2 separate regions of the Homo sapiens genome follow, and region 2 is linked to region 1. Evidence: chromatin loops called from intact Hi-C (ENCODE). Cell type or tissue: CD4-positive, alpha-beta T cell. All regions are shown on one strand. Each heading gives the region's core, and the rest is flanking DNA. Links, peaks and the distances in the headings are about the cores only. Region 1 holds the start of ALG13 (ALG13 UDP-N-acetylglucosaminyltransferase subunit). Region 2 holds the start of AMOT (angiomotin).

Region 1 (12,236 bases), core at 133-8,132:
TTATCTCATGTTTACTACTGTATCCACAGCACCTAAAACAGTGCCTTTTATATATTGGGTGTAACTGAATAAATGAAAGAGTAAATATAATTTAGGGATTTTAGTGGATTTACTATAGGCAAAACTTTTAACTAAAATGAGCAAATTGTCTTCCTTGAATAATGAAAATCTAAATAATGAACTCAAAATTTAGAACTCCAAAATTAGTGTCTTGGAGACATGCACGCCTAAATAAACACACATACACACACTCTCTCAGATATTCACATATGCAAAGAAACAGCCACAGATACACATAGAAATACAACACAGAGATTGCAAAATGGGAGACAAACAAATGGGAGGATTTTACAGCTGAGAAAATCAAAAGGTTTGGTAACTGGGAGAAGGTAAGAGGCAGAAGAGACAGATGGGTTAGGTAGGTGGATAAGAGGAAGTGCAAGGGACGAATTAAGGCAAGAGATAATAATAATCAGTCTCTAGCATACCTGCAGGTACAATAGAAGAGATGACCCTCTTTGTGTAGCTGCTTTGCCAGTTCCAGCTGATGATTGTTCATCAACTTTTCGTTTATAACCACTACGAGTGGCTTTCCTTTTTCCAGAGTCTCCAAACAGCTTCCTGCACCTACAAATATAAATCAAATTTGTTCAACACAATTTGAAATAAGTTAAGGTCCCCACGAAGCTTTATAGCTAGAAATCAAAAGTTAAAAAACTTAAGTTGACAGAACTACAAACTAGGTCTTTCAATTATACATTCAAAATGACAAGAGTATAGTTATCAGTTGCTCTCTAATAAAAAGTGCTAGAAACTTTATTTGAAAAATACATTACTTTATCACTGATGATGACATTATGGCCTATGATTCAGTGCTATGCTACTTGCTCTCTAGTACCAATGACCCTCAACTTACGATGGGGTATAGCCTTGTGACGGGGTATAACCCCATCATAAGTTGAAAACAGGCTAGGTGCAGTGGCTTATGCCTACAATCCCAACGCTTTGGGAGGCTGAGGTGGGAGGATCGCTTGAGCCCAGGAGTTCAAGACCACTCTCTGCAACATAGAGAGACCTTGTCTCTACTAAAAAATCAAAATAAAAACAAAAACAATAAGGCATGGTGGTTGTGGTCCCAGCTACTGGGGAGCCTGAGGCGGAAGGACTGCTTGAGCCCAAGAGTTGGAGCTTGAAGTGAGCTATGATTGCACCACTGCACCCTGTCTTGGGTGACAGAGTGAGAACTCACCTCAAAAAAAAAGGAAAAAAAAAAGCAGTTGAAAATATTCTAAATAGAAAATGCATTTAATACACCTAACCCACCACACATCACAGCTTAGCCTAGCCTACCTTAAACATGCTCAGAACACACTTACATTAGCCTGTGGTTGGGCAAAATCATCTAACACAAAACCTATTTTATGATAAAGTGTTGACTATCTCATGCCATTTATTAAATACTCCAAGTGTAAAACAGAATGGTTATATGGGTACTCGAAGAGCGGTTTCTACTGAATGTGTATGCGTATTGCTTTCACACCACCATAAAGTTGAAAAACTCTAAGTGAAACCATTGTACGATGGGCCATCTGGAGTATGCTTTGGGCATGGCCTTGAATCCAAATAAGATCCAGGTTTGACATACTGTATGTGAAACTATACTTCATTTCTATTCAACCCCAAGTAGAAAAGCAAGCCTACAATAGAGACAGACAGGCATCAATAATGAAAAACCCTGACCACTTCTTATGGGTTTACATGTGAGGTGCTATCCCAGAAATAGTCAAGGATAGATCTCCATGAATATGCAAATATAGAATATTAGGATCAATTCAATTTTGAAATGTAAAATCATCTAACTATTTTAAATGAGAGCAAGGAGATTGATAAGTGAGTAGATAAGTCCTTTTTGGGTATCTTATGCTAGGGTGGTTAGTTAACAACATTAACTCCGGAGGGGTGCAGTGGATCATGCCTGTAATCCTAGCACTTTGAGAGGCCGAGGCAGGTGGATTGCCTGAGCTCAGGAGTTTGAGACCAGCCTGGGCAACACGGTGAAACCCCGTCTCTACTAAAATACAAAGAAAAAAAAAATTAGCCGGGGCGTGGTAGTGTGCACCTGTAATCTCAGCTACTGGGGAGGCTGAGACAGGAGAATCGCTTGAACCCGGGAGGTGGAGGTTGCAGTGAGCCGAGATAGCATCACTGCATTCCAGCCTGGGTGACAGAGTGAAACTCCGTCCCAGAAAAAAAAAAAAAAAAAAATAGAAAGAAAGGAAAGGAAAAGAAAAGAAAAAAAGAACATAAACTCCAGCACCAGATTGTTATCTGTCCACCACTTCCCGGCTGGACAAATTACTTAACCACTCTTGTGTCTCAGTTTCCTCATGTGTAAAATGGAGATACTAACAGTACTTAGTTCACAGGATTGTTTAAAAAAGTAAAGTTAATATACACAAAGCATTCAGAGCAGTGCCAAAGGCTCTGTTACCTCCTAGGAGATACATTTTTAATCACGAATCTGTTGGTAATGTCTATTTCTAAAGACTTTTCTCTCCTCAAACTAGACTTTAAAAAAAAAAAAGAAAGGAAAAAACGAAACACCTTTCTTCACAACAGTCAAAACTGCATTGCTCCCCAAAAGCAGTTCTTCTGAATGCACTAGAAGTCTAATTAACTAGACCATCAGGGCGGTCCTCTGAAGAGGAAACAATTTACACAGTATGTAGCTGTTATTATTTTTGACTGGATTCATTTCACTCACATTCAACAGAAATGTAAACAATCTTACAATTCCAATTTCTCCATGACCAATCCAACCAATCAGCAGGCAGAACACTCCTTTAGATCTAAGCCCAAGTACTAATGTCAAGTTGACAATTTATTACACTTCCCCGGGTAAATTATTTTGCTCCTCTGTGTTTAGGGTTTTTTATTGTAAAGGTGGACTACAGTGGTTAATTTCCCATTCTTCTCTCACCCCAAAATACTAAGTTCTCTCCAGTAAAGTTCTCAATTGTCATATTCAAATAAGTTGTGTATTCAAAAAGGGCTACAGTGAGTTCAGCTAGCGATTTTATTTTACCTCGAAAAGGTTCAAGTGTCAGTTCCTTATTGGAGGGAGAGCATCAGGATAAAAAGCTAATGGATGCTGGGCTTAATACCTAGGTGATGCATGGCACACGTTTACCTTTGTAACAAGCCCGCACATCCTGCACATGTACCCCCAGAATACCCCAGAACTTAAAAAAAATTAAAATTAAAAGACCCAACCCTGAGATTCTTAGGCACCTTTACCTGCGTGACTAATAACAAGATCTGCTTTCTGAATGTCTTCTTTCAAGGAATCCTTGTACCTGTAAACATCCAGAGTAAACGACTCAGTACTGAAGGGTTCAGGTACCACCGTTCCTCTACCAATTTGCAGGATAAGTCGGTTGTAACCAAGGCTCTCGATTTTCTGAAAGAGGAAATCAGAATGTGAGGGCCTTTTAAACTGGCTATGTAAAACAGAGCAGGAACCACCACCACTACTAAAGTTTGACGTTAACATCGGAGCACGGCCGCCAAAAAGCCTATCTGTGGCCGATTTCACTTAGTTTTCAAAACTATTTTCTGGTCCGGGGCCCGACGAGGAACCTCCCAAGCACTCATGAATCTAAGCGACCCAGCTCGCAGAGTCCCGCGAAAGCCACAGCAGGAAAAGACTTTGGAAAAGGAGTCGCAAACTCGGGGGGAACCCAGGCACTACCCGTTCTGCCTCACTTGATCAACTGCGAGAACCGGGAGCCCTGAGGGGACGACGCGCGCTGAGGAGAGGAACCGCGCGGGCTCCGGCCAAGTGCTGAGGGGAAGGAGCCGGGCTCTGAGGCGAGCTCGGCTGGCTCAGACGCCGGCGCCGACGTGCGGTCCACAGGGGGGCCTGAGGAAAAACTGCCGAGCCCGGTGGAAAACCCGAGCTCGGAGGGGCGGAGCCGTTGGAAGGAGGGGCGGAGGACGCGGAGGCGGAGAATAGAGCGCGGGGGCAGACCGGAAAAGGAGCTGAAGAAATGAGGGAGAGGAGCGGCCGGAATAATGGGAAGAGGAAACAGGCAACCCCGAGTGGCCGGGTAGCCGGAGAAGGGCCCCGCCGGGCGTGGGCAGAAGCCAGCTAAGGGGCAGCGGCACCTGTGGTAGAGTTGCGGGGGTTTCTTTCCGAGCGCGACGGTCAGGCAAGGCTAACGCGGCTGGCAGTATGGCCGGAGATGGCGGGTGGCGAGCCAAGCCGCCGCCTGCTCGCCTCCCTCACTCACTTGCAGACTGTCGGGCGCCGACACACACGCAATGAGGTCGTCAAAGCTGGTGGTCCCTACGGTAACAAACACGCACTTCATGGCGCGGGTTCCTCAAGCCCTGATCGCAAGGGCCGGATATGACGCAACTGAGGCCACGCACGTTGCAGTGACTGCCTTCTGTGAGGGAGGCGGAAATCCGTAATGGCCGCCAGGGGGCGGCGGGGCCCCGGGCTGTGTCACCGGTTGGGTGGGGCAAAAGACTATTGGTGGCCTAGGTACCAGCCACTGTTCTAAGCCCTTTATGTGTAGGAGCCAGCTCTTGAGACCCCTCACTATAAGGGAATGGGGAATTGCCAAATGTAATTAACTTTTTCAAAACTGATGGGTAAAAAAAAAAAACATCATACCCTAAGCATTGAGTTGGTGTCGTTGCGTGGGTACCACAATCTTTTAATGACAGACAAGTTTGAGATTTTTTTGTTTGCTGCCAGGTTTTGTCAAGATACATTTGAGAGATGGTTTTACTTCGAGTTGGCTAAGGGGATATGAAAAATAAAAGTGCCTTACCAGGCACAGTGGCTGTAATCCCAAGCTACTGGGAAGAATCACTTGAGCCCAGGAGTTAAGACTAGCCTGGGCAACATAGCAAAACCCTTGTCTCTAAAAATATTATTTTTTAGGCCAGGTGCCATCGCTCAAGTATGTAATCCCAGCACTTTGGGAGGCCAAGGCAGGTATATTATTGAGGTCAGAAGTTCCAGACCAGCCTGGGCAACATGGTGAAATCCTGTCTCTCCTAAAAATACAAAAATTAGCCGGGCGTGGTGGCAGGCTCCTGTAATCCCAGCTACTCAGGAGGGTGAGGCACGACAATTGCTTGAGCCCAGGAGACAGAGGTTTCAGTGAGCCCAAGATCCTGCCATTGCACTCCAGCCTGGGTGACACAGAATGAGACCCTGTCTCAAACAAACAAAAAAAATTTAATTAGCCGGGGGTGGGAGCACCCACCTGTGTTCCTAGCTAGTCAGAAGGCTGAGGCTGCAGTGAGCCATGATCACACCACTGCACTGCAGCCTGGACGACAGTGAGACCCCGTCTCGAAAAAATAAAAAAACTAAAAATAAAAGGCATCTTATAAGGTATGGGGTCTTGCTCTGTTGCCCAGGCTTGATTCTAACTCCTGGGCTCAAGCAGTCCTCCTGTGGCAGGCCACGTCTCACTAACGGAGGCCTCCATAACAACTGTTTCAGTACTGAGTGGTGAAGTTAATATTAAAAGCTAAAAAAAGCCAGTGCCCTTATACAAAGGCTGGAATGTAACTAAAGCCCACCAAGAGTTTTGCCTAGGCCTTTCCTGGGCCCTAAAGCATGACAAAATAACAAAGGAAGTCTTAACATTACCCATTTAGGATTAAACAAGTTTTATTGTGGGTCTGAAGAAACTCCCCAGGCCTCCACAAACAAGTTTGTTGGGAGTCCGAAGGAACTCCCCAAACCTCTGTGATTTAGCAGGAGACAAGATAAGGGTAATCACGCCAGCACCTGGACTCATTTAGATTTTTTTTTTTTTTTTTTGAGACGGAGTCTCGCTCTGTCACCCAGGCTGGAGTGCAGTGACACAATCTCGGCTCACTGCAAGCTCTGCCTTCCGGGTTCACGCCATTCTCCTGCCTCAGCCTCTCAAGTAGCTGGGAATACAGGCACCCACCACCACGCCCGGCTAATTTGTTGTATTTTTAGTAGCGACGGGGTTTCACCATGTTAGCCAGGATGGTCTCGAACTCCTGACCTCATGATCCACCCACCTTGGCCTCCCAAAGTGCTGGGATTACAGGCGTGAGCCACCGCACCTTGCCGGACCCATTTAGATTAAGTAAATTTACTGAGGCTCCAGAGGAAGATCTTCAAGATTCAGACCTTATTTATAGATTAAAAGAAGTTAATCACTTATGTCTTTAGATGAATGCACACTTACATGTAGACATATAGCTTAGAAGGTATATAAGCTCTGGAAAACATCGTGATTTTGAGTTGGTTTCGTGATAATATCCAGGCCTTTTCCCTGTAAACAGTTACAGAAATAAAAACTCTCTTCCTCCACAGTTTATCTGCATCTTGTTATTAGGTCACGAGAAATAGCAGCCCCACCCTCAGTTTGGTCCGAGAGCACTCCCGCCTCCGCCTCCACCTCCCAAGTAGCTGGGACTACAGGTGCATCAAAAGTGGCTTTTAGAAAATCACTCTAACTGGCTGGGCACGGTGGCTCACGCCTGCAATCACAGCACTTTGGGAGGCCGAGGTGGGTGGATCACAAGGTCAGGAGCTTGAGGCCAGCCTGGCCAGCATGGTGAAACCCCATCTCTACTAAAAATACAAAAATTAGCCAGGCACGGTGGCGGGCACCTGTAATCCCAGCTACTTGGGAGGCTGAGGCAGGAGAATCACTTGTACCTGGGAGGCGGAGGTTGCAGTGAGCTGAGATTGTGTCACTGCACTCTAGCCTGGGCAACAGAGCAAGATTCTGTCTCAAAAAAAAAAAAAATCGCTCCAACTTGGGCTCTTCTACCAACTGTGGTTCTCAGAAAACCAGGGCCCTCTAGGGTCCCCTGGAAGCTGCAAACAGTTAACCTCCATTAGCAAGCATGACTTGTAAAATAGAGGTGATAAAGCCTGAAGCATTGATCTACAATCTATTGAATTATTCCAGTGAACCATTTAAATATAACATTACACATTAGGACGATAAAGTACCACAGATAAATTACACTTAGGCAGGCACATATAGGAGAGGTTATTTCTCAAAACTCTCCTTTTTTCTCCTACCACCATCATAACCATTGTTAAGATAATTGCTCACTCTATCTCCTTCTAATGTTTTGTGTATTCCCTATTTAAAATATCACCTTAGCTCATATTTGTGCTTTGCCCTGCCTGGATATATACAGAAGAGAGGCTGTGAGAAGAAATTATTTTAAGGAGGAAAAGGATTGGAGGTAAATTGGGCCTAGAACATAGCCTGAGAAGACCCTTGGGCCTATTTCTACAGGATGTTTCCTTTAAATCTTGTAGCTTAGGCAGTTGTCCTTTTGAAGAGTAGCATGCACAATGGCAGGAAAACTCACCAGCTGCCTTTCTGAAAGTGACATCCAACAGAGACTTCTGGTTGGGACTTGGAAACTACCCAATCAGGACTCAGCTGTTTTCAACTAATGGGGACTACTTTTGAGTTGTTTATTTGCATACACAAACTTGATTAAGGGCTGGGAGGAGAACTTTCCCTATTTAAGCCAGACCCACTCTTTGTTCTTCGGAGCACTTAGTTTACATTGGAGGCTGTGTTCCCCCATCTGCAGATCTCGGGCTCTTAGGCTGAGGTCTCCGAGACTTTGTTTTCTCCAGGGAGCATGTTCACTTGCCTCTATGGGCCCTGTGGGGTACACTCACACTTCGTGGAGTACTTTTGCATTTTGCAATGTACTTGTGCTTGGTGGAGTATGCTCACATTTCAAGTTTTGTGGGGACACTCATGTTTCTGTTGTACTCAAAGGGATGCCTTTGTTATAGTGCCATGGGTAACCCATGTTCTAAGGTAATGGTCTCCAACCAGCCACCTTATGGTGCACTGATGACTTTTATATTTAAAAACCTATGGAGAAAATTCTTGTGCCTATTTAAGGCTCTGGATGAAACTTTTGGATTTAAAACTTCTTTGGCTACATTGGGGAGCTTTCTGTATCCCTAATCAAATTTATTTATGCCTGCAATTAGAACAAAGACGAATCTAGGCCTCTCAAAGACAATATAAGGCTTTCCTTAATAGGTACTATGAAAACTCCAAATGGAATCAAGAATTTCAGACTGCCTTCTTGAGAGAAACTAATTCCGAACTCAGTGCCTCCAAAAACTTGAAAATCCTCCTAGCCCAGATTCTGTTCCCAAGAAGGACTCAAACCCTTTGTTCCTCTTCCTTTCACTCCCTCTGCACTACCTCTACTTTATTCTCCTCTGCCACTACCTTCTTCACTTTCTGAACCTCCTTTTTTCTCCTCACTGTCTATCCCAGGCACACTACCCATAACCCCTCAACTCCTCTTATTGCCCCATTTAAAATAAGTGAAAATGTAGAGGGAGGTCAAACCATTTCTTACATTCCTTAGTCTAAATCTGAACTCTTGGCGATTGTCCTAAAACTGACTTCCTTGAATTTGAATGCCACTTTCATTTAATCGTAAGCGCATACTAGCCCAGACTCACCAAAATCTATCAATTAATTCACATGCTGGGGGTCATTTTTGTGGCTCAAACATGTATATGCCTAACTAAATGGATAAAACCTCCAGAGGACTGCCATTTCAAAAGGGACATGGCCATAACAAAAGCAAAGAAAATAACCTGTGATTTGTTAAAGGTCATTCCAGTGCTTTTTCTCTGGCAAATTAATTGGAAAGCCATTCAACGATTCACTCAAAAAAAAGATGAGTCTGCTTAGATTATTTTGACTGGTTCAAAAAGGCTTTCCAAGCTGGGTGTGGTGACTCACACCTGTAATCTCAGCACTTTAGGAGGCTGAGGCAGGAGGATCACTTGAGGTCAGGAGTTCGAGACCAGCCTGGCCAACATGGCGAAACCCTGTCTCTACTAAAAATACAAAAATTAGCTGGGCATGGTTGTGCATGTCTGTAGTCCCAGCTACTGAGGAGGCTGAGGCACGAGCATCACTTGAGCCCAGGAGGCGGAGGTAGCAGTGAGCTGAGATGGCACCACTGCACTCCAGCCTGGGCAACAGAGCAACTCTGTCTGAAAAAATAAAAATAAAAAAAAAATCTTTCCAGCAAAATTCTGGTGTCAAGGACTTAACAGAGGATACCATTAATCTTTTTGATTCTAGTTTTCTTTCAGGGCTTAACTGAACTCTTAATGCCTTAGTCAAACAACATTACCTCAATTGGACCTTTAAGAAACCCCACGAAATTGCCTCCTTGGCAAACTATCTCTCTAAAACTTTGTAAAGAGACAAAGAAAGAATAAATAAGACACTTGATTATCAGGAAAAGACCACCACGTTCATGGCCCTACATATTCAGCAATTTAAAAAACAATCACAGAACCAAAATGTTCTCAAGAGTCTGGGAAACAGGATCTATTTCTTTCGCAAGGGCTTTTATCACTACAAAAGAGATTATGAAATATACAAATGATGGCTTCAGAAGAACCCAGATAAAGCTAAGAAAAATGCAAGCTTTTTCTTCATTACAAGATTGGGGTGCTTCAGGGAGATAAAGGCAATCTTCTTCCTTCTGTGAACCAGCTGAAGAAGGTTGGTTTGCAAATAAATAACAAATTGGTCCAGGCGTGGATAGATACTGGTGCCACACTCTCAGTGCTAAACTCCAACTCTTTTTTTCAGATCGCCTTCCCTAGAGTAGTCAAACCACCCAAATGGTAGGGATCCCCAGCCAGCCAATGATAGTCAGGTGAAATCCAATTCCTTATCAGATAGGGCCCATCATTGGATACCATAGCTTTCTCCTCCCCTCTCTTCCCATACATTTATTAGCAAGGGCCTTCCTTGAAAAGAGTCAAGCCAACATCTTTTACCCATAAGGGAAATGTGTTATTTTAAGAATAAGCTCACCTGAGACCTCTACTTTTTTTTTTTTTTAAATAAGGTGGACTTGCTCTTTCACACAGGCTGGAGTGCAGTGGCACAATCGTGGCTCACTGCATCCTTGACTTCCTAAGCTCAAGTGATTCTCCTACCTCATCCTCCTGAGTAGCTGGGATCACAGGTGGGCGCCACTACAGCTGGCTAATTTTTTTACATATAGAGAAGAGGTCTCGCTATGTTGCCCAGGCTGGTCTTAAACTCCTGGGCTCAAGCGATCCTCCCCCCTTGGCCTCCCAATGTGCTAGGATTACAGGCATGAACCACTGCGCCCAGTCTAAGACCTCACTTATGTGTTTCCCTTGTGAGCCCCTGTCTGTCCAGCCATTTCTGAATAACCTACCTTAAGGGAATTATCTGAGACCCTATGGGCAAAAACGAATACCAATATCTGTCTTTTTCACTCAGCACCACCTATTTTCATTCAGATAGATCCTAACAATTCTCTTCTAAATGTGAAACAATACCCCCTCAATTCTGAGGCATTAGCAGGCATGGAACCGATCATTGATTATTTTATTTCTGAGGGACTCATTGTCCCCTGTGCTAGCCCATGCAATACCTCAATTTTACTCGTGCAGAAACATAACAGGAGAGGATGGAGGTTTGTTCAACAACTTAGAGCCGTAACCAATATTGTTATTCTTGACACCCCATTGTGCCTGATCCACCTACACTCTTACATAATATGCCTTCTGACACCCAATATGTCTCTACTCTTGACCTCTGCATTGCCTTTTTCAGCATCCCTGTTTACCTGAAAGTTTCTTTTCACCTTCATGTGGAGAGGCCAACAGTATACATGGACAGTGCTTCCTCAGGGATATACTGAGAGCCCTATCTATTTTTTCCAGATTCTTTGAGCAGACCTGAAAAAGATAACCTTTTTATAAGGTTCAACCCTTTTACAATATATTGATGATATGCTTTTATGTTCTCCCTCTCAAAACACTTACCCTGCTGACACTCTTCATTTTTTTTCTGCCAACTGACCCTCAATAAATGTCATAATGTCTCTAAAGAAAAATTACAATTTGGTCAAGATTCAATTAAATTCCTTGGATATGTATTAACTTCCTCAAGGCTAAGCCTTGATCCCTCTCACATTCAAGTTATCTTTTTCTTCCCCTTACTTGCTACAAAAAGGCAGCTCAGAGTATTTTTAGGGCCTGTGGATTATTGCAGAATATGGAACCTAATTTCTCTCTGATGGTACAACCCTTATATTCCTTACCTAAAGCCTCTTTTCCCCATTTCCTTGTCTGGATTACTGATGGTGAACAAGCTTTCCAAGTTTAAAAAACTCAATTGTCCACTACCCCTACCTATGACATCCAAATTATTATGATTTTCCCTTTTTGTGCATGAAGGAGAGGGTAACACATTAGGGGGTTTGCCTTAGCCCCTTGAGGGCAACGATCAACTGACTGGCTATTATAGCCAATAGCAGTACCCTGTGGCACAAGTATTGCCCCCCTATCTGAGAACTGTTGCTATTACTTCTATGCTTATAAAGGCCACTAAAAAATAGTCATACAGTCCCCTCTCACTATGTATGCCCCTCATTCCATTGAAAGCCTCCTCACTTTTCATCATACCCAACATCTTTCAGCCAGCCGATTGACCTATGAGATACTATTTTCTTTTTCTCCCAATTTAGCCATTGCCCACTGCAATCTATTAAAACCCTTTTATCATCTCCAGTGGAAGACATCCTGTGACTGTGTCAGTTTTACAGATACCCTCCTTTTACCCAGCATATACCCAAAGGAAATGCCTCTGCCCAATCTGGACTTTGTCTAGTACACTGATGGGTCTTCTCTCAAGAGCCCTGCTGGCTCTTACCTCGCAAGATACGCCATAGTTTCCCCAGCAGAGACTATTGAATAGGACCCCCTTCCCACGGTCTGGTCAGCTTAACAAGCAGAATTGCATGCCTTCACATGAGCCTGTTTGCTGGCTGGAGGCAAAACAACTAACATTTTATACAGATGGTAGATTCGTCTTTGGTGTTGCACATAATTTCGTATGCCCTGGAAACAATGAGGTTTTTTGACCTCCTCCAGACAACCTATTAAAAATAAAGATTTTTGTTTTGACACTTCTAAAAGCTATTCAGGCTCTATTATCTCTTGCTATTATCAAGATCCAAGGATACTCCCCTGAAAACTCTGAAGACAGTAAGGGCAATCATCTTGCTGATGCAGCTGCTGAAGCTACAGCCCTACAAGTAACTCCCTTGATCATGCTCATTCAATCCTCAGCCCCCATGCTTGCCCATTTGATTACCATTTTTCT
Region 2 (12,236 bases), core at 2,352-10,351, 1.2 Mb before region 1:
TGAAGACTATGAAACTAAGTCCTTTTGGTGCGGAAGCCCATAGCTTAGCCTCGCACTGCCCTGTGGAGCAGATTTAGTAGAGAAGAGTGATTGCGAGGGCCTTACAGCTAGGTGCTTTTAAGCTCTATAAGCCACCAAGCAAACCCACTGTCCTACACCCTTGAATGCCCTAAGAAGAATGAATGGAGGGGCATGAAGAAATAAACTGTGTTAAGGGACTACTATATGCCAGACATCATGATAGGACCTCTAAATGTGTTATTTCATTTAATTATCAAAGAAACCCTTATGGTGGAAAAATTATTATCCCTATTTTACAGATGAGGGAATGGCAGTTCAGGCTGGTTAAGGAATCTGCCTCATTGGTAAGTAGTGGAGCTGTGACTTGAATCTAGGCTTGGGTGACTCCAAAAGTCTATACCCCTTCCACAGAGCACACCAAGGATGGCTTACTATTTAACCCTTCCCAGGTTAATATTTGCACTTTAACAAGGGTCTTTCCTGTGTGAATTTCACAGGACAGTGGCAGACCTGAAGAGAAGGCTGATTTGGGCCTGCAAGGTGGGCCTGCCTTAAATCACACTGGAATGGCATTGACCTACCTTCTCCCTGGAGTTCCTAAAGTGGGGCAGCGAGCCAGAGAAGATAAATCTCTACTGCAGTCACAGCCTTCTTCTCCTCCAACTGGGATAACAACTCTCAGACACTCTGGCAACTACAGAAACAGAGAGAGCTCTGAATCAATCAAGAGTTTATTTGCAAAGGGTAATGTCAGAGGATGAACTTCCTCTAAATCCTGCTAACTCTGTACATTTAACGTGTTTACTGGCTCAGGAATTTGATTTTCCTCTGACTTGCTTTCAGAGGTTTGTTTTTTACCATTGACTAAATTATATTTTCCCTCTCAGCCCACCACCTTTCAGGGTACAGACTGATGTACGTTCCTCAGCCTCCCTGCTTCCCTCTTGCTCCGGCTAACCTAGGAATTTGCAAATAAACCCTACTGAGAAGTATGGACAGTCTGGGCCTTTCCAGAAACTCAAGCTGCTGAAGGAGATATGGTATTTAGTTAAGCTGAAGTGAAGCCCTGCATAAATCATAAAGAGGCGAGCCCAGGTTACTCAAACAAGACCTTAGGAGGTGTTTGGGGAATAGACTTGTAGGCAGCTTTATTTTTCTACAGCCGATTTACTTCCAAAATGCTGGGGCCCACAAATACCCCAGGAGCAACTTGGCTCCCAAATGCTGGAGCAGGTCTTGGCCTTGGAGCACAGTTCTGGTGTTGTTTCCTGAATTCCCACATTGCTGTTTTCCACACATGGATCGGGCTTCAAACTTCCTGTGTCTGGACTGTGTGTGCATGCTGTGTGTGTGTGTGTGTGTGTGGTTGGGAAGGGTGGAAGGGGGGAGGGAGGGAATCCAGAAGGAAGAGCATTTAACTGAAGTCGTGTATTGCATATGTGTCCCTTTGTTCCTTTCCTGTTCAGATAAACCTGCTATTTTCTGATCAGCTGGCTTCTGCATGTACAGGGCTAGTGTGTCCTTATGAATAAATAGGAGGCTGACTTTTGGAGGTGTCCTGGAGAAGGCTGTTTCTCAACGTTTGTCTTTGGAGGAATTAAGGGGGACAGTTATGTATAGAGACATAAATCTTTAAGATTTATTTTTTCTCGTATACGTGCTTGCCTCTGCTTTTGTTCATAAATGCATTTAAATCATTTAGTTGTTCACTAGGCAACTAGAGGAAGATGTGCACATTCCATATTCCTGGTTCACTTGGTAAGTGGGGGAGAATGCCATTCAATGCAAAGCACTATGGTTTTATCATCTTTCCTTCAAGAAGAATCTGGCCAGGGATTGGGAATAGACCATAAGCTATACACTCCTTCCTACTTTTCCTGTACGTTGGACAAAAATATTGCACACAAAGGGAAGATTTTTTAATTAAGACATTTATTAGTTGGCAACATGAAACACTGGAGATTTTATATTAAAAACATTTGACTTCTGGTTTCTCTTGAAAAATCAGAAGCTGTGGTCACATTGGCCTGCATTTCCCTGTAGTGGTGATCAGGCTGCCCCTTTCACATGGGTTCTGCCTTCTTGCAACCCCTATCACTGGCATTGTCTCCTGACACTAAGCCTAAGGGTTATTAGCTTTTGTGTGTGTGCATGTGTGTTTGTGTGTGTGTGTGTGTGTGTGGTAAGAGATACGTAACAAAATTTACCATTTTAACAATTTTTAAGTGTACAATTCAGTGGCTTTAAGTACATTCAAAATATTATACAACTATCACCATTATCTAGTTCCAAACCTTTTCATCATCCCAAACAGAAATTGTACTATTAAACACTAACTTCCCACTCCCTCTTCCTCCAGCCCCTGATCACCACTACTCTACTTTCTATCTCTATGAATTTATCCATTCTAGATCCCTCATGTAAGTGGAATCATACAATATTTGTCCTTTTGTATCTGGCTTATTTCATTTTGTGTAATGTTTTCAAGGTAGACATTTGATTTTTTTAATGGATTTTATTTTGTACAGCACAGATATTGATTTTTATTGTGCAATAAAGGTGTATTTTAAGAAAAAAAAATAAAGGCCAAATAGGACAGGTAGTTTGGGATGTGGAATCTTGACTTCTGAGCTTAAAATGATCCTCCTTTTTTCCATATCGTTATATGGAGGTTTTTAATGTGTAGTATCTAGGCAACCCAGTGTCTTTACACAGGTGTTTTACAGCTAGTGGTTAATTCTCCTGGTCTCCCCCAGAGGGCTTTCTATACTTTATAGTCAGGATATGAAGACACAGGGATGCTGTGGGGATTAGTTAAATGTGTGTGGCACAGTGTGCTGTATAAACTAACTCTCTGGAACTAGTTTTCACTCTCTGCTCTTAACTTCCACAGCTTTTACTGTCAATACCATTCATTTGGCACTTAGCACATGCTTGTTAGTTGTCTTTTTATGTTTATATCCTTGAAGGCAGGAGCTAAGTCTCATGCCTCTTTGTTTTTTCAGTCTTGTCTATAATAGCGGCTCAATCGATGTTTGTTGATGTTGGCCTCCCCCTCCCCCTCTCTTTTAAGTAGTGCAGGCAATGCACAGCTTTAAATCCAAACTCGGTTTAAACAAACTGAAAGGTTTTCAGGGTGAAAACAAAGAAGTCTTGCATGGCAGGATAGAAGGCTTGGAAGACCTGGGTTAAACAGAAGTACCAAAAAGCTGTTTGCCACAGGTTAAGAAATGACTCACACACAGCCTGACTCACCATTAAGTTCAGAGTTCTGCTAACTCTACTCCATCAAAATTTGGAGAAGAGTAATGCCCAAGCAGGGTTTGAGGAGCGGATGTTAAACGAATTAAGTGTTTTAGAGGTTTCCATTGCTCCAATTCCATTGCTCCACAGTATAAGTCGCTGTGGGGAAAGGAAAGCATGTTAGAAAAGTGTTTTGAAGGCAACTTCAAGGCTAGGGGCAGGCATACTACAAATGAGCCACCAGGCCTTTGTTACCAGGATTTTTTTAAATAGCATCTTCCGTAGTAGCAAAAGATGGGAAATAGCCCAAATTTGCTTCCATTTTTTTTAGAGATAGAGTCTTGCTATGTTGACCAGGCTGACCTTGAACTCCTGGCCTCAAGGGATTCTCCTCCCTCAACCTCCCTAGTAGTTGGAACTATAGGCGTGTGCCACCACCGTGTCTGTCTCCCAAATCCCCATTTAATAAGGGGATGAGTAAAGGAATTTTGGCACAGCTATGCAATAGAATATTGAGTTATAATAAAATAAATAAGGTAAACATAGTTATCCTGAGATGGAAGAATATTTCAAATACATTGTTGAGTAAACAAATGCAAGGTGTGCCTTGATTAATGATCCCACTTGTAAGGAACAAAAAGGGAATATGCACTCATGCTTGAATATGCAAATAATCTATTTGGAAGATGACATACAGTCATAAAGAGAATGGGACTATGGGAGCAGAGTGGTGGAGAAGAACTTTTCACTGTAGTCTTTCAGTACCTTTTTGTTTGGTGTTTTTTGGTTTTTTTTTGACGGAGTCTCGCTCTGTCACCCAGGCTGGAGCGCAGTGGCCGATCTCAGCTCACTGCAACCTCCGCCTCCCAGGTTCAAGTAATTATCCTGTCTCAGCCTCCCGAGTAGCTGGAGCTCAGTGGCTGATCTCAGCTCACTGCAACCTCCGCCTCCCAGGTTCAAGTAATTATCCTGTCTCAGCCTCCCGAGTACCTGCTACTACAGGCGCATGCCACCACGTGCAGCTAATTTTTGTATTTTTAGTAGAGAAGGGGTTTCACCATATTGATCAGGCTGGTCTTGAACACCTGATCTCAAGTGATCCACCCGCCTCAGCCTCCCAAAGTGCTGGGATTACAGGTGTGAGCCACCGTGCCCAGCCCAGTACCGTTTTATCTGAATTCTTCCATGTGCATGTTTAACTTTTTTCACTTGGACAGCATTGATTTTAACAAATATCCTTTTGCCTCTGTGATTGGTAGTAGTCCTGCAGCATATACCCGCCCCCCCACATCTAGCTCTCCTGTCCACTCCAAATAACAAGGCTGAAATAACCTTTCCTTGCTTCACAAACCAGGTGTCTCCATATTTTGAACATTCAAAAACTCACTTTCTCCATGAAAAATCACCCAAATAACCTCACTTCATACATAAACAGAATCATAACGAGAATCATTTTGTGCACACTCCTGCTTCTGAATCTTTCCACAGCTCCTAGCAGAGCATGCTGCACACTCCATGACATGCAATAGTCCACTACTTTTCCTGCAGAGTTGGATTCTGAGCCCCTGTTTACTGTGTGATAGTGTTTCCTTTAAGCACACTTCCTCTTGCATGCCTTGATCCATGGCCCCCCAGATGGCTCCCATTAGGCAGGCTTGAATTGGATGTCACTCTTTCATTGGCATGAGCCATTATAATGGCCTTGCGCTGTCAAGGCGTTTACATTTAGGCTTGCTTCCTACTTGAAATGTTTTCTAGGAAATATGGATCTGTAGAGAATGGTGGTTTCCATGGTAAATGTTCCTTCATATTTGTTTTCTTAAGTTCACTTCGGAGATACACAGCATGATTTCCTCTTTCAGTACCAGAACCACAATAGCTTTAAGTTGTCATGAAATTGTAGAACTTTAAAAAAGAAATCTCACCCACCCTGCTTAGAAAAGGGGTAATTTATTATTCTAACTGCAGGGAGTCAACTTCATATCCACCCCCAAAATTGTAGGAAAAGAGTTGACTTTTTAAAATAAAGCCACAAAACCTACACGACCTTGGATGTAAATGCTTAAAACAGATGAGCAAAATATTGATCCTCTAACACATCTAAGACTCTCCATTATGTTTCACACACAAGTAGGAACACATACATGTGTGGAGTGCTTTATAGTTTTCACACACATTTTATTTTCATACCAGTGCCTTTAAGTTAATAGGGCATGTCTTACAGCATTTACTTACAGGTAGAAAAATTAAGGCTGAGAAGTTAAGCCACTTAACAGAAGTCATACAATTAGCTAGTAAGTGCCAGGGCCCCAAATGAATTCTTCCTTTGGTTCCAAATTCCATGTTATTTTGCTACCCTGACACTGTTTCTTTGTGCCTTCGTTTTTCTAGATGTAAAATGGTAGATTTTCCGTGTCCCAGGATGCTGTTCTCAACCCTCTCGTTTTTAACCAATGTCAGCTTTTTTCACAGTCAGCAGAACACCACAATGACACTTCATGTACTTTCCCCCCTCCTGATTTAATAAACTAAGGGGGAAGAAAAGTTACCTATTCGCAGAAAGCTGGACAGTGCCATAAACATAAAGGCGTACCAGAGTCGGCCGACACACTGTTGCACTCTTTTATGAGACTGAGAAATAAAGCGTCTCATCTTTCTCTTGCCAGCAGTAGCTGGGGTAGAACATAGAACTACACAATAGCCTCTTGTTTAGTTTTATTAATTTTGAGGGCGGGTGGGACAAAGGGATCAGACTGGCGACTCCAGGGCCCAATCGCAAGCGTATACTAGGCCAGGCTGGGCCAACCGGTAGCTGCAAAAGAATGGTGGGCGGGACTTACGCTTCAGGGACGCGCTCCGCCCAGGCCGGCGCTCCCAGCCCGCCCAGGGGCGGAGCCTCCGCGGAGCGCCGCCCGCGACCCCTCCTCCCTCGCCCCTCAGCTTCTGCGGCCCGCCAACGGGAGGGGGGCAAGCGCCCGGGGCGGGGGAGCGGAGGAAGAAAGGAGGGTGTCTCGCAGAGCTGTGACCTGGGTGGGGGCCTGCTGGTAATAGGAAGCAAGAGGGGAAGGAAAACGAAGGAGCGCTTCTCCTTCCTGCATTATTTTAAGCAGGCTTTGGTGGAAGCTGCTTTTCAGCATTTCTATTATTTGTTTTTCTTCCTCCCGCAGTGGGGCGGGGAGCTGCACTGGCTCTCCCACGCGTCTATGCCGCGCTGTTGCCGCAGATTATTATTGTAGTCTTTTGCAAAACCCTTTCCTTCTTCCCAGCCAGTCCCCGCGCAGACTCTCACGGCTACGGCAACCGAGTCGTGCCCCTCTAGTGGGAAGGCGAGAGCGAGGGTCCCTTGCTTTCGCCCGAGCTCCCGGACCCCGCGGTTCAATTGTTTGAAACTTCCACGCCCCCCGGCCCCGCCTCTCTTCCGCGCTCCCCTCACTCCTCACTTCCAGGGTCCAGGCAGGCTCCCGCCCTTCTTTCCCCGCCCTCTACTCCGCCTTCCTCCCTCGTCCACCCCTCCCGCCGCCCTGCTCCGGGGCGGTCCTAGCCGCTCACCGCAAGAAGAAAAGCCACCCGTTCGTCCCCCTCCCCTACCTCCCATCCTTTGCCCAGGAGCTGCCTTGGCAGTCACGCCCCTTCCTTCCGAGGAGCTTTCTGGCTGCCTAAACTGGTAGACCCCCTGAATTACTCCTCCATCTCCGCTCTCTTTCGCCTCCTCTTCTCTTAGTTCTCTCCGCCTCCCCCTCAACTACCACCACCTCCAGTCAGTCTCGCCTCCGGCTATCCGCTGCTCCACCCTCTGGCCCGGTATCCTGCCTGTCCGCTGCCACCAAGGAGAGCCCGGACGGAGCAGCGAGGAGGGGAGCAGCCGGGAGTTGGGGCTTCCCCCCTGCCCATCCCTGGCCGCTGGCCCGGGACCGAAGCCACTTGAGCGAGCAGAGAGTCGTCACCTTGTCTTCTTTGCCTTCAGGGGTAGGAGACGCGTGGTTACTTTTCGCGGGGAACTGGGGCAGGAATCCATGGTGGCATGAACTTGGTCGTGCCCTCGGCGTGAGTGAATCGATCTAGGCGCGTGTGGGAATGCCCGTGTGTTCTACTTTCTTTGCAGCTCGCCATGAGTTTTTTTGGATGTGCAGCAAGTTAAATCGGTTAGAGTGTGCGCTGCTTTCCCGTCCTACTTCGGTGAGGAGATGCTAGTGGGTACCACTACTAGATGGTACTTTTACTTCTTTACCTCCTGGGGTTCTTGTGGGTCTCTAGGTAATTAATCACATTGAGGAGCTAAAGACCCGAGGGAAGCTGAAATCTACATTTAGCCCAGCATGCATGTCAGTGCTTATCTCAGATAACTAGATAGGTTTCTGCTAAGTGCTTAGGCTTGGGGTGGGGACTCACACTCCCTGAGGCGGGAGCAGGAGGGGTAGGACCGTGAATTCTTGAAGTTTTAAAGTCTGTGTAATCTAAAACAAGGCTACTCTTTGAGATGTGTGGTGGTGGTGGTAGTGCTTGTGGTGGTAGTGATAGTGGTGGTGAGGAGGGAGTTGCCCCTATCTGCTTTAGAAGATCCAAAGATGTTAGTAAATAGTTTTGGGGGATCTTGAGGGTGTCTTGAGGGTCCAAGCCTGGGCCACTGCACATTGGTGCTTCAACAGTAAGATGGGCTTCATGGGTTTGTGAAAATGAAGAGAAAGAAAAGGGGGAGGGAAAATAACAGTCTTTAATAGACTGTGAGCAGTTCCTGGTAGATTGCCACTAATAATAATATAATAATTTGCATAAAGGGACTAAGTAGAATTAAATGAGCAAGGAAAGAGAAAGTTGGTGAGAAACAGCATTTTCAATCTCTAGTGTATGTTTTAGAACGAACTTTTCAACAACCTGGGATGTTTAGTGCATGAAGTTCTCCTCCCTCCCCGCCATGAAGAGTGGACGTTGGGAGGCAGTTTAAAACTTTTATGAATATAACCCTCTTCTCCCATTCAGAGAAGAAGATAATTAGTCACCATAATCTTCAATGATGAAGGGCTAAGGATATTTAAGTCTCCTTGAGCTAGGCTTTGTGAAAAGTTCTTTCTCAGGCCAGCCTTTGTGAAGCCTTCTCAGTTAGACCTTTCAGCACCCTCATTTAGTAGCTAAGAATAGTTTGAAATGCCATTTTGGATGTGGTATACATTTTCATCCATCTCCCACCTATCTTCAATTGGACAAGTGCGTCAAGCCTGTAAGTGATGGTGTTCAAAGACTTATTACTGAGATGTCCTTAACCCATTGCTTATTTGGGAACACATTATTAACATACATTTTAAAATAACTTTGGTTGATTTTAATGAGTGAAAGGAAAGTAGGAAGGTAGAGAAGGGCGACAATTTTAAAGGCTATCCTGTTTCAGATCAGCTGGGAGGGAAAAGCTGGCCTGACCAAACTACATTTTATAACTGGCCTGGGACATTTTAACAGCCAGGTGGTTGTAGAGTAGTTGCCTCTATTTACAGATGATAACTAAGGTTCCAACTATTCTGTATGGGTTTATCCGGCGTCATTGACAGACACTTTCTGGCACTACATCATACTTCATTTTAAATTACTTCTTTCCTTGGAAAAGTTCGTGGCTTTGTAAAATTGTAAGTGCTTTTTCTACCTTCACAGTCTAGATGTGAAGTAAACCTCTGACCACAATTGTATGTGGAGTCACTTTTACATGAAATTTGTGGATCTGTTTACCTATTTAAAAGATTTTAGAAAGGGAATTTTAATAATTCATAGTCAATGCAGTTTTGGATTTGGAAATTAAAATTTCATTTCTGGTTTATGAAGTTTGATTTATTAGACTAATTCCCAACAAGGACATTTGTAGAGTTGCTTTTTCTTTCTGAGGTTTTGTAAAGACTGCATCAGACTCTAGAATGCTTTAAGAATAGCCTAATCAGAAGGCAGGGGGATGGATACTATGACCTTGAGGTCCCATTGAGTGCCAGAATTCTAAGTGGGTACATCTGCTTCTGTGCCTCTCCCAAGAGCCCTCTCCCAGGGCCTGCGCCTTCTTTAAAAGGGTGTCTTTGTAATTAAGCGGCCCTTCTTCCCCATCCCCCTTTCTTCCTTTGATCCAGCTTTTTAAGGCCTTTTTTTCCATTTGGAGACAAGAGGGGTTTCTCACACTTTCCTGTTCCCCTCTTAACGCTTCTTTTCCTTTACCCCAGAAAAGTCCCCTGAAGTTCTCAGGATGGTTAGAAGTTGTTTTGTTTTGTTTGGGGCGTGGGGGTGGAGTGGGGGAGTTGTTACCAATGAGGAGGAATAGAGGATATATTCCCTCTTGGGAAATGCTTGTGACCAGGTAGCCTCCTCCATGGAGACTGAGCATTTGGAATGCATGAGAACAGTCTATTCTTGGGGACTGTCTGGTAGAAATTGTCCTTTGCACCCATTAAGCCCAGCTTAAACACTGAAAGGGGTGGGGAGAGGTGTGTGTGGTCGTACTGGAGCCTTTTAGGATGGTAAATGGGTAAATGTTTCCAAATCTCCTATTACATCATCTCTTTCTCCCATGGATTCAGTAGGTTTAGTGATCTGCTTGACAAGTTAATTAGCTGGGGACTAAACCAATTTGTTTAGAATTGTGATCCATTGATTTCCTGTCCCCAGGAATTTTTGTTGGTGTTTTACTATGATGTGTTGTCTTTAGTCTTACTTACTTTTCCCTCCTTGCTGCCTTTTGTGGACTTTGGTCCAAATTCTAGGGTTCCACCCCCAAGTCAAAGGTTAGAATTTTGTCCCAGGAACTAAGGGGGTATTAAACAGGCTGGCCATACTGCATTACTCTCCTCCATGGTGGGCTTCTGACCCCTTTTAACCCAGAGAAAGGAGGGAAGTCGCCCCTTCCACACACAACACACACAATCTGAACAAAAAAAAAGAAAAAGAAAAAGAAAGAAAGAAAATAGGAGGTCATTTGCTTTATAAAAGAATCCACAACAGGTTTTCTTTGTAAGTACTAGCTTTCCTAGTTAGTGCCTTTAAACTATGACTTGATATATAAAAATTCACTCTAACTGGGCCTTCTCGGAAGCATATTTATTGCATAAAGGAATACATAAGAATTTGTAATGATTATCGCTTAAATTAAGTGAGGCCATTATTTGGCCTTTGAAATCTTTTTGTTATATGGAATGGAGTTAGTTAATTGTCTAAATCATTCTGGCTTGTAATAATGCTGGCCACGTTAGCTCTGGCCTACAACTGCTTGCAGAAGAAAGCTAGTATTACTTTTTGAAAATAAATCAGACTTTATAGATTTTGAACAATTCTAAGGATGAGACTATCCACCCCATATAGGTAAAATGTTTTATTTCCAGCTACTGTATTTGACTAACCCAGGGATCCAGAAAGTTATTTCTAGTAAATAATGGCGACTGATGCCACTTTAACCTAAGAATCTGCAATAAGATTTCCTAGTGAGCCTATTGGTGAGAAGGACCTGGGCTCTAGGCCCAACTGTAACTCGGTTTACTACCTCTGTTAAGTTTTTTTTTTTCCACTGTAAATTATGGGTTTGGACAGGGTAATTTTGAGAGCCAGTTCTTATACGTTTATGGTTTTCTTTCTAGGCCTCAATATCTAGTATGAATGTGAATGATTGCTACTAGAATGAAGTGCAACAGTTGTTAGAAATTCAATCATCTAGTCATCATGTTAAAGAAAAAAAGATCCTGTAAGGATATATGAATATAGATGCATTATGTTTTACATTTTAACAACCCAAAATTAAGAAGCTAAGACTCTGTCCAAAACTTCAAGAATTCCATCATCCTAAGAGATCACCTGCTTTCATTTTTTCTAGTTCCTTTCAAGTCCTGGTTCCTGTACTAACATGAGTTTTAGATAATTGGAGCCACAGATATATACAATGTTGCTTTTCAATAAGAGCCCACCCAAGACTTAACTTTGTGAACCCATGTGGAGGAACTAAGTCAGAATCTGACCGAGGACACATGAAGACTCCCATATATTTTGTTTCTCAAATGCCAGGAGAGGCTAATGGATATAATAAGTAATCCCTAAACACTCTCTGTGATTCAGGAGTTGTTCATGTATCTAGCAAGGCTGTTAATTTAATTCCTTTGACCTCCTGTTATCCCTCCCCCATTCTTGTTAACAACAACAACAACAAAACTAGGGTCCACTGTTTACTTTGTGTAAATCATTGGCAATGATTTTTAAGTCACTGTATGGTGAAATCCCATCAAGTGAGTATAAATTTGAGTGGAATATGAAATCTCCAGAATGAGAAAGGAGAAGCAGGAAAGCACAAATATACTTGTTTTGTAGCATGGAAAATAATATGTTTAAATTAGACTAAAAGATAGCAAAGAAACTAAGGATTTTAGACAGTTAAATAAAAGACAAGAAGTGCAGCAGCAGAATGGCCCACACATAATGGGTTCTTCATCTGAGGTCTTCACCATGTAGTCAAATTTCATAGTTCTTTAATTTTCCTTTGATAACAAAGGTGTGGTATACATGTGATCTCTAAGATTTGATGGATTAGCCAGGCATGGTAGCTCACACCTGTAATCCCAGCGATTTGGGAGGCAGAGGCGGGCGGATCACCTAAGGTCAGGAGTTCAAGACCAGCCTGACCAACATGGTGAAACCCCTGTCTCTACTAAAAATACAGAATTACCTGGGTATGGTGGCGCATGCCTGTAATCCCAGCTACTCAGGAAACTGAGGAATAAATTGCTTGAACCTGGGAGGCGGAGGTTGCAGTAAGCCAAGATCACGCCATTGCACTCCAGCCTGGGCAACAAGAGCAAAACTCCGTCTCAAAAAAAAAAAAAAAAGATTTGATGGATTCATTCCTGGAAACCAGTGGCTCATCATAAATTAGATTAAATTTCTCTAACTGGAATAGAAAGTGTGGTATGGGTTTTTAGTATTTAGAAAGTAGCAAATGAGGAACAGGAACTTTTTTTTTTTTGTAA

What was found. Peaks named below come from ENCODE experiments on the same cell type or tissue, not always from the same donor. Only the 100,000 strongest peaks of a DNase experiment are listed, where the experiment ranks them.
Region 2: it touches region 1 in a loop (5-fold over the local background); 5 of 110 quality-filtered maps call a loop at or near these places.

The regions. Positions count from the first base shown.
Region 1 is chrX:111,673,356-111,685,591 of GRCh38, reverse strand. ALG13 (ALG13 UDP-N-acetylglucosaminyltransferase subunit) reads right to left here and starts at 4,422. Exons shown (of 27, transcript NM_001099922.3): 1 at 4,293-4,422; 2 at 3,298-3,460; 3 at 489-627. The coding sequence starts at 4,373. RefSeq lists enhancers at 3,966-4,025, 4,046-4,095, 4,166-4,355, 4,035-4,754. In CD4-positive, alpha-beta T cell, for the core only: CTCF peaks have their summits at 4,251 and 4,459 (motif pointing right); DNase peaks (open chromatin) are centred at 3,971 and 4,411; H3K4me3 peaks cover 1,671 bases; H3K27ac peaks cover 1,707 bases.
Region 2 is chrX:112,835,446-112,847,681 of GRCh38, reverse strand. It overlaps AMOT (angiomotin), which reads left to right and starts at 6,851. Exons shown (of 14, transcript NM_001113490.2): 1 at 6,851-7,230. LOC107985651 (a long non-coding RNA gene) reads right to left here and starts at 5,956. Exons shown (of 3, transcript XR_001755993.2): 1 at 5,814-5,956; 2 at 3,277-3,423; 3 at 603-715. RefSeq lists a silencer at 6,006-6,345. In CD4-positive, alpha-beta T cell, for the core only: no CTCF peak of the experiment used is centred there; DNase peaks (open chromatin) are centred at 6,101 and 6,791; H3K4me3 peaks cover 2,092 bases; H3K27ac peaks cover 454 bases.